Linked DNA regions of Homo sapiens: regions 2, 3 and 4 are each linked to region 1. A link is a contact called in ENCODE Hi-C or POLR2A ChIA-PET data. All regions are on one chromosome and are shown on one strand. The core of a region is the stretch at or near the end of the contact, and the rest is flanking DNA. Distances in the headings are between cores, read along the strand shown. Region 1 overlaps LRRC2 (leucine rich repeat containing 2). Region 2 has its middle 32 kb from the start of CCR2. Region 3 holds the start of CCR5 (C-C motif chemokine receptor 5). Region 4 holds the start of CCRL2 (C-C motif chemokine receptor like 2).

The links. Hi-C counts contacts between places; a loop is a spot of excess contacts on that map. ChIA-PET counts read pairs that join two places held with the same protein, here RNA polymerase II (POLR2A). Pooled maps may share reads with other maps.
Region 2: a loop to region 1 is called in a map with no recorded cell type, with 9 times the contacts of the local background. The contact joins two enhancer-like sites. A Hi-C loop is called at or near these places in 1 of 37 single-sample maps with no recorded cell type and 4 of 50 pooled maps. POLR2A ChIA-PET finds 5 or more read pairs at or near these places in 3 of 52 experiments (PC-9, activated B cell and activated CD4-positive, alpha-beta memory T cell).
Region 3: a loop to region 1 is called in a map with no recorded cell type, with 10 times the contacts of the local background. The contact joins the promoter of CCR5 here to the enhancer-like site in region 1. A Hi-C loop is called at or near these places in 3 of 37 single-sample maps with no recorded cell type and 7 of 50 pooled maps. POLR2A ChIA-PET finds 5 or more read pairs at or near these places in 2 of 52 experiments (activated CD4-positive, alpha-beta memory T cell and activated CD8-positive, alpha-beta T cell).
Region 4: a map of naive thymus-derived CD4-positive, alpha-beta T cell shows a loop between it and region 1 (9-fold over the local background). The contact joins the promoter of CCRL2 here to the enhancer-like site in region 1. A Hi-C loop is called at or near these places in 1 of 168 maps with a recorded cell type or tissue (naive thymus-derived CD4-positive, alpha-beta T cell) and 8 of 50 pooled maps. POLR2A ChIA-PET finds 5 or more read pairs at or near these places in 5 of 52 experiments (CD4-positive, alpha-beta T cell, OCI-LY7, activated CD4-positive, alpha-beta memory T cell and 2 more).

The regions. Positions count from the first base shown.
Region 1 is chr3:46,537,114-46,540,607 of GRCh38, reverse strand. It overlaps LRRC2 (leucine rich repeat containing 2), which reads left to right. Exons shown (of 9, transcript NM_024512.5): 4 at 1,407-1,563. Among named protein-coding and RNA genes, the nearest start is that of LRRC2-AS1, 19 kb to the left of the region's middle. RefSeq lists an enhancer at 1,487-1,546. Within about 2 kb of position 1,692, at least 16 of the 41 ENCODE cell types and tissues checked have a DNase peak (open chromatin) inside an H3K27ac peak, as active enhancers do; they include CD4-positive, alpha-beta T cell and OCI-LY7, where a contact is called at or near this core.
Region 2 is chr3:46,319,938-46,323,431 of GRCh38, reverse strand. No RefSeq gene overlaps it. Among named protein-coding and RNA genes, the nearest start is that of CCR2, 32 kb to the left of the region's middle. Within about 2 kb of position 1,876, at least 3 of the 41 ENCODE cell types and tissues checked have a DNase peak (open chromatin) inside an H3K27ac peak, as active enhancers do.
Region 3 is chr3:46,369,239-46,372,732 of GRCh38, reverse strand. CCR5 (C-C motif chemokine receptor 5) reads right to left here and starts at 1,787. Exons shown (of 2, transcript NM_001394783.1): 1 at 1,745-1,787. CCR5AS (CCR5 antisense RNA) reads left to right here. Exons shown (of 4, transcript NR_125406.2): 3 at 1,316-1,489.
Region 4 is chr3:46,405,567-46,409,060 of GRCh38, reverse strand. It overlaps CCRL2 (C-C motif chemokine receptor like 2), which reads right to left and starts at 1,802. Exons shown (of 2, transcript NM_003965.5): 1 at 1,559-1,802; 2 at 1-993. The coding sequence starts at 981. It overlaps CCR5AS (CCR5 antisense RNA), which reads left to right and starts at 1,995. Exons shown (of 4, transcript NR_125406.2): 1 at 1,995-2,164.

The DNA.
Region 1 (3,494 bases), core at 443-2,942:
TGATTCACTTAAATGTCTTTGGGGTTTCAGCTTTCCTCTTCCAAAGGGGCTCACTTTGCCTATCAATTTTTTTTTTTTTTTTTGAGATGGAGTCTCACTCTGTCACCCAGGCTGGAGTGCAGTGGTGCTATTTTGGCTCACTACAACCTTCGCCTCCTGGGTTCAAGCGATTCTCCTTCCTCAGCCTCCCAAGTAGCTGGGATTACAAGTGCACGCCACCACACCTAGCTAATTTTTGTATTTTTAGTAGAGATGGGGTTTCACCATGTTGGCCAGGCTGGTCTCGAACTCCTGACCTCAGGTGATTCACCCGCCTTGGCCTCCCAAATTGCTGGGATTACAGGCGTGAGCCACTGTGCCCGGCCCACTTTGCCTATCTTATGGTACTGTTGCATGAGATAATACTAGAGTGAAAGCACTTTTGCAAGTTAACAGCTTAACCCACACACAGGAGGGCAATGGTTGTAAAGCACATTACAAGTACCAAGTACAAAAAAGAAGGATCACTATGGACTCCATTGCTCCCTCCACCTCCCCTTCAACTGCCATGGAGTTTTCCACACCTCATCCCACCTCCACCCTGTGCTCCAGCCACTTTGCTGATGGTGCGTTGTGGTCAGCTTCTGAGGTCAGGGGACCTGTGTGTCTCGTCTTTGCCCCACCCCTCAGTGCTGAGCACCCCTCACCTGCAATGGGGGCTCGGTAACTCTCGGTGAATTAGATTTCTTCAGCTGGACAAATAGCCTCCTTAAAGTCTTTAAACGCTTCTTGCTTGACACCTTTACAGTTTTATCCCAGAACACTTGAGCTAGGGGAGGCCTTGGACACTGAGTTCATCAATGTCATTTCAGCAGTGGAGACCCAGGGAGGTGGCGTGACTGGAAAATGGCAGGGCCTGGGCCGGAACTCAGGTGTCCCAGCTGACTGTCTTTCTCATGCTTTTTCCCTTTCATAGACTCTTAAGAATATTTGGAAATGTGGTACAGCAAATATTAGAGGTTTATCAAGTATTTCTAAAAGCAACTACAGACAAAGGGAAACGAAGCACAAATTTTGAAATCGAATGTATAGACAGACCTTAGGGGATGTTAAGTTGGTATGTTGCAAATAAATAATACACATTGTGGCTCTAAGTGTGAGTCTGGTTTTTTGTGTTCACTAGGATTTAATTTTAATAACATCATGAATTCACGGCAGTTTTGAAATAGGGCTAATATACTGTTGTGAAGTTGACGACAACTGCGGTGTCTTTGGTTTCTTTTTGAAATGGCTGGAGTGCTGGTGGTTAAGTTTTATGCTCTCGTGTCTGCTTTCTCACTTCCTGTTTTAAAATAAATGCTTGGTTTTACACGGCTTTGTGCACACGGAGGAGCTAGTTCTGATTGATGTCATTCTTTCTATTTTAGGAGCTCCCAGATTCATTGAAGGAGCAGACACACCTGAGAGAATGGTACATAAGCAATACCTTGATTCAAATCATTCCTACATATATTCAGTTATTTCAAGCGATGAGAATTCTGGATCTGCCAAAAAACCAAATCTCACATCTTCCAGCAGAAATCGGTATGTCAACTTAGCAGGGGTCTTCGGGCCTCTGGTGTGTTAAGCAGGCAGCTGTCAGGCAGGTGACAGACACTGTGCAGACACCGTGTTTCCTCTCCAGCTTCCCCAGGAAGTGGTTGGGCAGGGCCGTTTGGAGGCTCCCCAGAGCTGCTTGTTTGCAGCATCCCTTTGGGTGGTGAGGTCGGCGTCTCGCCTGTATAACTCAGCACACAGGACACTTGCCAATTGCTCAGAAACCAGAAGTTTCATGAGTGAGCAATATTTTATTTAGGAACTCTGTGTTTATTTTCTTTTTGTTTTAAACCTATAAACGTGCAGTATGCTTATTAGAAATGTAATGTATTGCTCTTATACATTAGTCCATTGATAAATCTAGTTTAGCTTATGTTGTCTTTTTTTTTCTTTTCCTTGAGACGGAGTTTCGCTCTTGTTGCCCCAGCTGGAGTGCAATGGCACAATCTCGGCTCACTGCAACCTCTGCCTCCCTGGTTCAAGTGATTCTCCTGCCTCAGCCTCCCAAGTAGCTAGGGTTACAGTCACGTGCCACCAGCTGATTTTGTATTTTTTTTTTTAGTAGAGAAGGGGTTTCACCATGTTGACCAGGCTGGTCTCAAACTCCTGACCTCAGGTGCTCTGCCTGCCTCGGCTTCCCAAAGTGCTGGGATTACAGGCATGAGCCACAGTAACCAGCCTGATGTCTTTTTGATGGATCAAAATTTTATAATTCTCAGTCATTATTCAGTTGTGTTATCTTAAAATGAAAATGACAGTGATCATTATTGCTTCTCTTTTTCCTGGGGTGCAAGGAGTGAAGGTCTGGAGCTGCATGGAGCTCCATTCTTACACATGTGCCCTGGGACCAGTGGTTTCGCATAGTTATGTGAAAATTTACCAGAAGCCAAGACCCTGTGGGACAGGTGGCTTGTGGAGCCTCTGGTGTTCATACATGTCTTGCTGGCTGTGTCAAGACTACAAGGCTCTGACCACCCTCTTACCCAGGCCGATCTTGGGGATGCATATGCATGTACTAACCTTGAGGGATGAGGAGACACCTGCTCCCAGGCAAAGAGCAGCCTTGCTAACCACTTGCTGTAAAAGTGGTGGGTTCCCCAAGCTCAGGGTTCTCAGCTGTGATGTATATGTGCATAGCATCTATCCAGGCCATCTGCATCACGCTTGGTAAACTTAGCTGTAAGTGCAACTCACATCAGTATGCTGTGTTGGACCAGGAGCCTCGTGTCTTCTGTCGGTATCCATGAAACAGGAATAGGCAAAATTTATTAGCTTCTAAGCAGGGTAAAATCAAATTTTAGACCCAACAAGGATAAGTACTTCTGTTTCCTTGCCTAGTTTCTGGAAAGGTAGAAAGGACCTTAGAATTTCTATGACTGAAAAGTACCATTTTTGACATGTAAGGGGTCATTTACCTCCTGCCCCTTTATTTTGCAAATTGGAGAGACCCACTGACTGAATCATTAACTGACTGAATCATTATCATTTACATATTACACTAAGGAACTTCTTCAGAGCCTGGGCTAGAAGCCAGATTTCACTATTTGCAGGTCATTTTTGGGCAAGCTCATGGTATATTTAAATAACTGGATAGAGTTTCTGAGGACTGAGTTACTTTTAAAAACCCTTTTTAGGCTGGAGGCGGTGGCTCATGCCTGGAATCCCAGCACTTTGGGAGGCTGAGGCAGGCAGATCACTTGAGCCTAGGAGTTTGAGACCAGCCCGGGCAACATGGCAAAACCCCATCTCTACAAAAAGTAAAACATTAGCCAGGCATGATGGCGTGTGCCTGTGGGAGGATCGCTTGAGCCCAGGAGGTTGAGGCTGCAGTGAGCGGTGATGGCACCAGCCATCACTCCAGCCTGGGTGACAGGGTGAGACCCTGTCTCAAAACAAACAAACAAACAACCCTTTTCAAG
Region 2 (3,494 bases), core at 627-3,126, 220 kb after region 1:
AATTGGTGCTTTGGTAAGGCAAATCTGGTGGAGATAAGAAGTCTAGATTAAAGCCAAAGAAACCAACTGGGCGGATGAGTTAGGAGGCGGTTATGTGTTACCTGGTTTGAGCTAACTGGAGAGAAGGCAGTGGCAGAGGAAGAAAGGATAAATGTAGATTAAAAGCTAAAAGGGAAACGAATGGGACTGTGTGTATGCTATGGATTAGGAATATCAGTGAAGATATTGGAGTCAGAATTTCAGTTCGTATTCATTTGCCACATATGCCTGATTAGCCTTGCAAATTAGGGTGTCCAGAGCTTCACCACTCAAAGGGTTGTCCACACACTGGTGGCATCAGCATCACTTGGGACCTTATTAGAAATGCACTTTCATGGGTCCCCACCCCAGCCTACAGAATCAGAAACTCTTGGGGTGGGACAATCTGTGTTTTAACAAGCTTTCCAGGTGATTCCAATGCACACCAAGATTTGAAAACCATTGGTCTAAAGAGAAGGGGTTTTCTTAGTAGAAAGTATTAGATGTACAGTCAAGAGCACTGGGTAGGAGTCAGTGCTGCCCCTCTGTGATCTGGATGACCAAGTAGAACCCACAAAGCCTCCCTGGGCAGGCAAGCCCAGAAGCCAGACAGCCTACATTCTAAGCACAGCTATGCCGAGCTTACCTGGTGGTCCTGGGAGGGCAACTTGTTCTCTCTGAGACTCAGCTTCTACCTGACAGGATTGTATATAAGGACGTAGAAGATGGGAGTTCTTAGTATTATTATTTCCTCATCAATTACACAATTGACCTAGCACTCCATGCTTCTAAGAATGATCTGAAAGGACACTCTAGTTGTCACCATTTTATCGAGAAGTGACGTGCCTTGGGGAAGCTATGCTGGTTTATAAGGCAGAAGACTCAATTGCAGTTTTGATCCTGCCCTCTCTGGACCTGCCACCCCAACAATCATTTACTCTCTTTTGAACCTATCTTTGAACCCATAAAACAGGTGTTTCAATATCTGACTTTCTAGCCTCACAGAGATTTTGAGAAGACTACCCTCAAATTTAACAAGAGCATAAAGCTCTTTTGTAAATTGTGAAATACATGTTAGTTATTATTCATGCTATTATAATGAAGAAAAGGAATATTATTTCTTTGATCAGTGGATCTCAAACCTTAGTGCACCAGAATTCCCTGGTGGGCTTGTTAGGACTGGCCTGCATTTCCAGAGTTTCTGATTGCATAGATCTGGGGTGGGGCTGAGGAGGGGCACTTCTGATGAGTTTCCAGGTAATGTTGCTGCTGATTGGGTACTTTCTCTGAGACCCACAGACTGAGATGTAAACCTGGTACTGAGGAAAGCTCAAGGAGAGTTGCTAATCCAATGTAATAAATACATCATGTTGATATGGGGGGTCCAGAAAAAAAGAGCCCTGGAGAGATGTCAGAAAATGACTTTGTAGCTTTGTCTCTGATCCTATTAGCTCGGTGACCCTGGGGGAGCTCCAGAGGTCTCTTATCCTGTGTTCCTCTCTAAGATGGGAGGGATGAACACAGACAATTTTAAGAAAAACCCTTTCAGATCTAACACACCTTTAGTCAAGAAATTACCCAGCTCTCTAGTTCAAGTTGTCTGAATTCTCAACCAGAAGAATGCAGAGATCTATTTTTCTCAAAACTTTCCCATTGACTATTTTTCCCCTTTTTTGATGGAGTAGTAAGGGAAGAGGGGGCAGTTCTGGATTTTCTCTGTAAGACAATTTAATTTCCATTCCTCTTTTCTTTGTAACTAGAATTTTACCTTCCTCTTTTGGTTTCTTACTTCTGAGTCTTGCCTTCTCTGAAATGTTTCAGTTCCCTCTCATGTATTTTTAGACCAACTTTCTATCTTTCAACAGATGTGGCAAGCATACTTTTTGCCTAGCTCTTTAGGGGACAGGACCCCAGAAGAAGACCCCCTTCTGGGAATAGACATGAGAAGGGTCCCCAAACTCCATCCTTTCAAGGCTTCTGGTTTTAAGTGCTGGTTTTGGGTTAATCTTATAAACGAGGATGGAATCTTCTTGTGAAGTCGTTAATTGGAGTAAAGGAAAAACCATTTCATTCCGTAATGTTCAGTCAATTTTGATTAAGATTTTTGGCCTCTTCTGGGACCTTGCTTTATTTTTCATTCTTTCCTTTGCCATTTTTTTTTTCTTTTGAGACGGAGTCTCTCTCTGTCGCCCAGGCTGGAGTGCAGTGGCGTGATCTCGGCTCACTGCAAGCTCCACCTTCCAGGTTCACACCATTCTCCTGCCTCAGCCTCCCGAGTAGCTGGGACTACAGGTGTCCACCACCACGCCCAGCGAGTTTTTTGTATTTTTAGTAGAGATAGGGTTTCACTGTTTTAGCCAGGATGGTCTCGATCTCCTGACCTCATGATCTGCCCGCCTCGGCCTCCCAAAGTGCTGGGATTACAGGCGTGAGCCACCACGCCCGGCCTCCTTTGCCATTTTTTAACACCTATACAAAACTAAAAGTATATTCAGCACACTCAATATATTATACCTGCCAGATACTTCTTATCCTCTATCTTTTCATTCTAATCTCTCAGAATTGCTGCCAACTAAGTTAATAAAATGGTCTCTTGCTTAGAAAACTTCTGAAGTTCTTTAACCTTGAGAACATATTACAAAGTCTTTCAGGCCGTGAAAGACTGAAAGCTTTGGCTCTAAGATTGGAACAAGACAAGGATGTCTACTTTCACCACTTCTATTCAACATGGTAGTGGAAGTCTTAGCCAGAACAATTAGGCAAGAAAAAGACATAAAAGGCATTGCAACGGGAAGGGGTGGAGTAAAATTATCTCTGTTTGTAGGTGACATGATCTTTTATGTAGAAAACCCTAATGATTCATAGAATAAGTCTGTTAGAACTAACATGAATTTGTTAAAGCTGCAGGATACAAAATCAACACACAAAAAATGAGTTGCATTTTTATGTACTAACAATGCACAATCCCCGCTACCACCAAATTAAGAAAACGATTCAATGTGCAATAGCATCAAAAAGTAGAAAATACTTAGAAGTATACCTAACCAGGTAGCAAAAACTTATACACTGAAAACTACAAAAGTAGCTCAAAGAAACAGAAAAAATAAATAAAAATAGCCTAGTTCATTGATTGGAAGATTTAATGTTGTTAAATGTCAATACTACCCAAAACAATCTACAGATTTAATGCAATCTGTTTAAAAATTTCAATGATTTTTTTTTTTTTTTTTTTTTTTTTTGCAGAAATAGAAAAATCCATCCTGAAATTCATATGGACTATCAAGGGACCTTGAATAATCAAAACAACCTTGAAAATGAACAAAGCTGGAGGTCTTACGATTCCTGACTTCAAAACTTACTACAAAGTTATGATGAGCAAAATGGTGGTACTAGAATAAAGAAAGACATAGGGACCAATAGAATAGAATAGAATAGAATAGAATAGAATAGAATAGAATAGAATAGAATAGAATAGA
Region 3 (3,494 bases), core at 538-3,037, 170 kb after region 1:
GTGAAGGGAAGGTTTGCTGCTAGCTTCCCTGTCCACTAGATGGAGAGCTTGGCTCTGTTGGGGGAATTCATGAAAGCACCATCTCACCAAATAAAATCTTGTGCTCTATAGCACCATGGAGTGAATGAAGCTTTGACAACAATTTTAAGAAACTGGGTCAAGCATGGTGCAGCTCAGCCTTTTTGTTGTTGTTGTTGTTGTTGTGAGACAGGGTCTCACTCTGTCGCCCAGGCTGGAGTGCAGTGGCACGATCATGGCTCACTGCAGCCTGGACCATCCCGGGCTCAAGCAATCCTCTCACCTCACCCCTCCAAGTGGCTGGGGACTACAGGCGCCACCACACCAAGCTAATTTTGTTTATTTTTATAGATACAAGATCACACTATGTTGCCCAGGCTGGTCTCGAACTCCTGGGCTCAAGCGATCCTCCTGCCTCAGCCTCCTAGAATGCTGGGATTACAGGCATGAGCCACCATGCCCGGCTGCAACTCAGTCTTAACATTTTTATTGACGCTAGAGTTAGCCCACAAAGAACATGCACTATGAGCAAGCCAGTAATAATTAAGAGGCCTCGAGGGCACATACTGGATGCCAATCACTGTTCTAAGCATCATACCCATTCATTCATTTAATCCTTAGGGCAACCTTATGAGGCAGGAAATATTTTTCACATTTTGCAGACAAGGACCTTGAAGCACAGAGAGGGTGAGTAACTTGCTCAAAGCCACACAGCTAGTAAGCAACCGATTTTGAATGCGGGAAGCCTGCACTCTTAACTACCATGCTACCCTCCCTCTCAGTCCTCGAAAAGAGAATTAAAAGGCAAGACCATCAGATGTTTGGTGACATGATGTAGTCAGAGTGAAATGGCCGGGTGCCCAAGTCCCAGGGAAGGTCATAGATGACAACAGCCAATTGTAAAATCCTCACATTTTCTGTGAAGTTTGTGTTTGTAGTTTCTGAGTTGCCACAATTAAGAGTTGTCATACATACCCAAGAAATAATATAATAAAAAATGTTTCGTCTGCCACCACAGATGAATGTCATGCATTCTGGGTAGTTTAGTCTTATAACCAGCTGTCTTGCCTAGTCTATTTAAGTTCAGCTGCTCTAGCTGAGAATTTTCTCTTATTAAACCCTGTGAGTCTCAAACTCCCTGCACCTTAGACTAGGCAGCTGAGAGAAGCCCCTAGAAAAGCTCATTTTTAATTTTGAACCATAAAGAATTATATACTAACTGTGCCATGAAACTGATATATTAGAGGAAAATTTTATTTGGCGTTTGTAATTTAATATTAATTTTGACCATTTTTAGGCTTCCCTCTTGTCTGGAGGAAAAAGAAAAAAGAGAACCAGACTTAGACACAACTTCTTGTGGGCACATATTCAGAAGGCATCTCACTGGAGAGGGTTTAGTTCTCCTTAGCAGAAGATAAGATTTCAAGATTTCAGCTAAGACTCATCTCTCTGCAAATCTTTCTTTTGAGAGGTAAGGATTGTTAGTTATTAAAATACTATTGCTCCCTTTAAAGTCTTTCACTCACAATCATGTTTTGTATCTTTGATGTTATAACCGTCTGAAACTCATTCCAAACTGTGACCCTTTCCTTATCTTAAAGATTATATTTTAAGATAATTGTATGAGCACTTGGTGTTTGCCAAATGTCTTCTATGGGTTTCCTGTAAAGTCTTTTACTCATCTCAGAAGCTAACTAACAGGCCAAGCAGCTGAGAGGTTACTTACCGGGGAGAGTTTCTTGTAGGGGAACGGATGTCTCAGCTCTTCTGGCCAGATGAGCTGTGCAAATCAATCATATAGACAGTATAAAAGTAGGAAATGCTGTTTCTTTTGAAGGAGGGTGGAGTTAAATCATTAAGTGTATTGAAGGCGAAAAGAATCAGAGAACAGTTCTTCTTTTTAAGTTGAGCTTAAAATAAGCTAGAGAATAGATCTCTGGTCTGAAGGTTTATTTACGGGCTTTTCTCACTGGATTATTTTGTTTTTGTTCTCTGCTCATCCCACTACACAGAATCTGTTAGAAAATATAAAGAATAAAGGATATCAGAGCTAGAAGAACATTTACATTCATCTAGTCAAAAGCCCACATTTTAGTAAAAGAAATTACTATCCAAGAAGCAAATGATTTGTACAAGATCACAGGGCTTTTCAACAGTAAGGCTAAAAGGTTAAGAAAATTCTGATTATCTTAAGAGTTGCTATTAATTAAAGCCAACTTAAACCAACTTTAAATGTAGAGGGGGATCCTGGACTTCACATTAACCCTGTGTCCCCTTTTTCTCCACTCTCCCCGTATCCCCTATCCCACCCCAACCCCCACACAGATGCTCACCACCCAATATTATTGTTCTCTGTAAACGGAAACAACCTGTTGTCTAAAGAGTTTTAACTATGGGCTCACGGGTGAGCTAAACAGGTTTCCCATCTTTTTCTGGACCCAGGATCTTAGTGGGGATTTTCACTCTGTTCACTATTTTGTTGCCCTTCAAACCAGTAAGCATTTATGAGGACTCACACTATGCCAGATACATAGGTGGCAGGATTCTTCACTCCAGATATAATCTATCTGAAGCTATGAGAAATTTTCCACATGACATAAGTATATGGTCAAGTTCAGGTTCTTTATGACTATACTATATACAGTCATATCAAGCTCTCTTGGCGGTTGGTGACATCTGAAAATCTCAAGTATTGTCAGCAGAGCTGAGAAGACAGCAGAGAGCTACTCCCGAGCCACAAGATGCCCTCTGGGCTTCCGTGACCTTGGCTCTAGAATAAAAAGCTTTGGCTTGTGATCTCTAAGAAGGCAAATGAGACCCCAAACAGCAAAATTACGTGCCCCCAATCCTACAGAGGCAGACTAACCCAGGGGCTAAGCCAGTGGCCTCTGTAGTCAGACTGCCAAGCTTGAAACCTGTCTTACCCTCAGCTTTCTCGTCTGGGTATTGGGCTGAATGACAGTAGTCATTTCATGAGTTGTTGGGAGGATTCTATGAGGCATCCACGGCCAGCATCTAGCACATACTATGCACTCAGTAAACATCAAACTCTTAGTTACTCTTTCAGCAGTCCTTTGTCAGAGAGAGTTTATTTGATCAAATCCTAATAAAATTGGTTCACCGGAGTCTCTGTCTATAGCAGATTAGTTTCAGCAAACTAGAAGCTGAAAAGGTAAAGCTAATTGCTGGTGCTTGGAGAATAGAAAGAAATGACTGCTTGGGAAAAGCCAGAACAGTATAGAAATAGCCCAGCGATCAAGACACCCCCACCCCCGCCCCATATAGGGACATATGTCTGTGCTACAACAGAGCTCAGTAACATAATCATAACAAGGACAGCGAATCATCGAGAAAATGTTCTAGTTCATCCCATATGTGCAATTCAAAAGGCATTGATTAAGAACTGCAGTCATGCTGCTGGGTTTAACCTCCAGCTTCATTACTGCTACTTGGCTCTGACCAAATTATTGAAGCTC
Region 4 (3,494 bases), core at 553-3,052, 130 kb after region 1:
CCCCCTGGGTTGAAGTGGGGTGTTACTACGCAGATGGAAACAGCGGCAGAGGTATTTGCTAAATGTCCCATCAAGAAACGCATACAGGAGAGGGTTGATGCAGCAGTGGGTGGTGGCGATGAGTTTAGTGATGTGAACACTTTTGTCCAGATTGTAGCTGCTCTTGCAGTCACTCAGGGAGAAGTGTTCTTTGAAAGTGGACAGGAAAAATGCAATATTGTAGGGCGCCCACATCAGAAGGAAGACTACCATTATGGCAAAAACAAGCTTGAAAAGGCTATACCTCTGCTCCCTGAACCTTAGTGTTTTTCTCATTTGCACATAGAGAAATGTAAAAATAAATAGGGGGAGGACAAGAACCGAAATGTTCATTTTTAAAGTCAGAAAATGCTTCCAGAATGTCTCATCAGCTGGCAGGAAGGGAGTTCTGCTAAATGCACACTTGTATTTCTGGTCTTCCATCTGAGGTTTATAAACCACGAATTCAGGCAAAGTGGCCAGAATGGCTGTTACCCATGCCAGGACACTTGTAATGATGCCACAGGGCACCCTCCTCCTGGCTGAGAAAAAGTTTCCCTTGTGCAAAAACACTAGGTACCTTTGCACAGTCAGAAGGCAATTGAAAAATGTCTCACTGTACAGGCCCACGAAGTACAGTCCAATGAGAATTTTACACATGGGATCGCCCCCAGCATGAGCCCAGAAGGGCAGGGTAAGCAAGAAACACAAGTTAGAAACTGCCAAGTTTAGAAGATAGATATTTTCCACGCGTTTGAGTCCTTTATATTTTACCAGGATAAGCACAACCAGGAGATTGTCCAGGACACCGATCACAAACACAGCAGAGCAGAGTGATGGCACCAGCTGGGCTGAGAGTGCCTGGGCGTCATACTTGTCACATTGCTCTGCCTCATCGCTCTCCAGTTCACCTTCTATGAGGACATCATATTCATCCTCTGGTGCCAGCGTGTAATTGGCCATCTTCAGACTGCCCTGTGGAGAAATGGGAGATGATTTTCCCCTCCGACAGCTGCCTTATCCTGGAGGAAACAACAAACTGGACCTGGATTCATACAGCCCCACTTTCCCTTTCTGGAGCTACATTTTAGCCAGAGTAATTCCCTATTTCAGAAGACTGAAATAAACATTTCTTTAACGTGTGCCCACTTCCCCAGAGCAGCACCATTCCCAATCTAGTTGTTAAGCATGTAAGTGCTTAGCAGTGTGCCAGGTGCCACGGGAAATAAAGCTGGCATGACACCGCCTTGGTAGAACTTACCTTCTTTTAGCAGAAACAGGACTTGCCTACATGAACACAATATGTAAGAAAATATATAATTAAAGAGAACCAAGTACGATGGCTTACTTTTAAGAAACGGGTGTAGATCATAATTTCTGCATTTTAAAAAGTTTGCTCACCCCCCGAAGCAGCTTCCTGTGACAGCTGAGACGTTTTTCTCTCGAAGGGTATAAATAAATGTTTGCAAAAGTGAAACCATGCTCAGCATCAACATGGCCATAAGGGGTTAAATACATAGATGACACACAGATGACTTACCACTGGGCTGAGCTCCTGCAGGGGAAGGGCGCAGCCTCCAGACCCAGCATCCGGGAGCTGTGGGAATGGCCCCGGACAGTGGATGCCCTCCTTTTGATCAGACTGCTCCTGACCCTGAGGGGCACGAGAAACCACTGTTGATTCCCCTGGTGGCTCTACCCGCCCCACTCACCGAGCTCAGGGACCAACTGAAATAAAGTACTCAAAAGCTCCCCCAGGCCTCCAGAGGATCTCTGAAGCGTCTGAAAGCAACCGGGAAGTTGTTTCCTCCTCCCTCTGGCCCTGTACCCCGCCTTTGATTTCCCTGTGACCTTTGACAGCCGTCTTCTGGCCTTCTGAGATAAGGGAACTGTGTCACTGCCGCTCTGAGTGGTAGCAAGGAAGTGATGTCAAGGTGCTGAGAACTGCCAAGACGCTCTGGCTTGTGGCATGTGACACTCTGAGTAGGTAACAGGTACCAGCTACTGTCAGCAGGGAGGAAGGTATGTGGTGACCACGAGTCCAGACCTGAGGGTCCTGACCCTCTAATGCGGCCTCTCACCAGTGTTCGCAGAAACCCACCCGCTGATTCAATACGGGGACCAGGAACCTGCCATGACAGTCACGGTGTGTTTGGGTTTTTATTGTCATTTTTGAGGGGCACTGTGTGCTTTGGTTAAGACTGAGGCCTCAAAAGAGAATTTTAGGAAAATGGAAGCCACAGGGTGATGTCAGCTGGGAAAAGGCCAGGGGCAGAGGTGGGGTCTCAGCGGCAGTGAGCATAGGGCTGCCCTGGGTGTCAACACTGAGGAAAGCAAAGGGGTTTGCAAGCAGCCAGAAGTGATTGGTGCTGTGACTCATGGGGGAGCTGACCCCACTCGGAAAAGGAGAACCCAGAGGAGGAAAATCCCGTGGTGATGACACAGAGGCGACATCAAGTTGGGTGGGAGAGAATGTGAGGAGGACAAGTTTAACCCCAAACTGAGGCTGGGGGCTAGGGTAGGTTTGAGTCCAGAGAGAAGGAAATTGAGAGAACAGCCCAGATTTGGAATGGTGGGAGGAGGCTGTGGGGAGGGGAGGCTGTGGGAAGAGAGTGGGACGGGGAGGGCACGGTCTGGAAGAAGGACGAACCGAGAAGAGGAACTTGAAAATAATGAAAAAATCTAGATGAGCTTCTCTTGGGTCAACGACTCAGCAGCTGTGACTAACCTAATTTGGGGATCAGACCTATTTGCTTAGAATTTATATATTGATTAAATGACATCCTTTTCCCACCAAAGATGTGTCTGAGGTAGGATTGAATACAAAATTTGTACCTGTCAAAATAGAAATAGAAAATTAAGAAACTAGCCTGGCACTGAGGCGCATTCCTACAGCCCCAGCTACTCAGAAGTATGAGGTGGGAGGGTCGCTTGAGCCCAGGAGTTTGAGGCCAGCCTGGGCAACATAGTGAGATCCCGGATCTATAAACAATATAAAAATTAGCCAGATGCAGTGGCAAGTGCCTGTAATCCCAGACATTCCAGAGGCCAAGGTGGGATGTTCACGTGAGCCCAGGAGTTGGAGGCTGCGGTGAGCCATGATCATGCCACTCTGCACTCTGGCCTGGGTGGCAGAGCGAGACACTGTCTCTGGAAAAAAAAAAGAAGAAGGAGGAGGAGGGGCGGGGAGAGGAAGGGAGGAGAGAGAACTATTAAGAGAAAAATAAACACAGAAAGAGCCCAGACAAATATGTGATTGAGCATTAAATTTAACTCCACGTGTGCCGACAGACAAGGCAGAAAGAGAAACACAATGATGTTTGATGGCAGAGGAGTTGGTGCTGGTGGGAACCTAAGCTGTAAGTGCCCTCTCCTCTCTTGTGTGGGTCTCCTGTGAGTGAGTGAGTGGGGGTCATGGTGCCCTGGGACACTCTTCCCACCCCCTACAGCCTGGGATCAGCAGTGGCCCCTCCTCC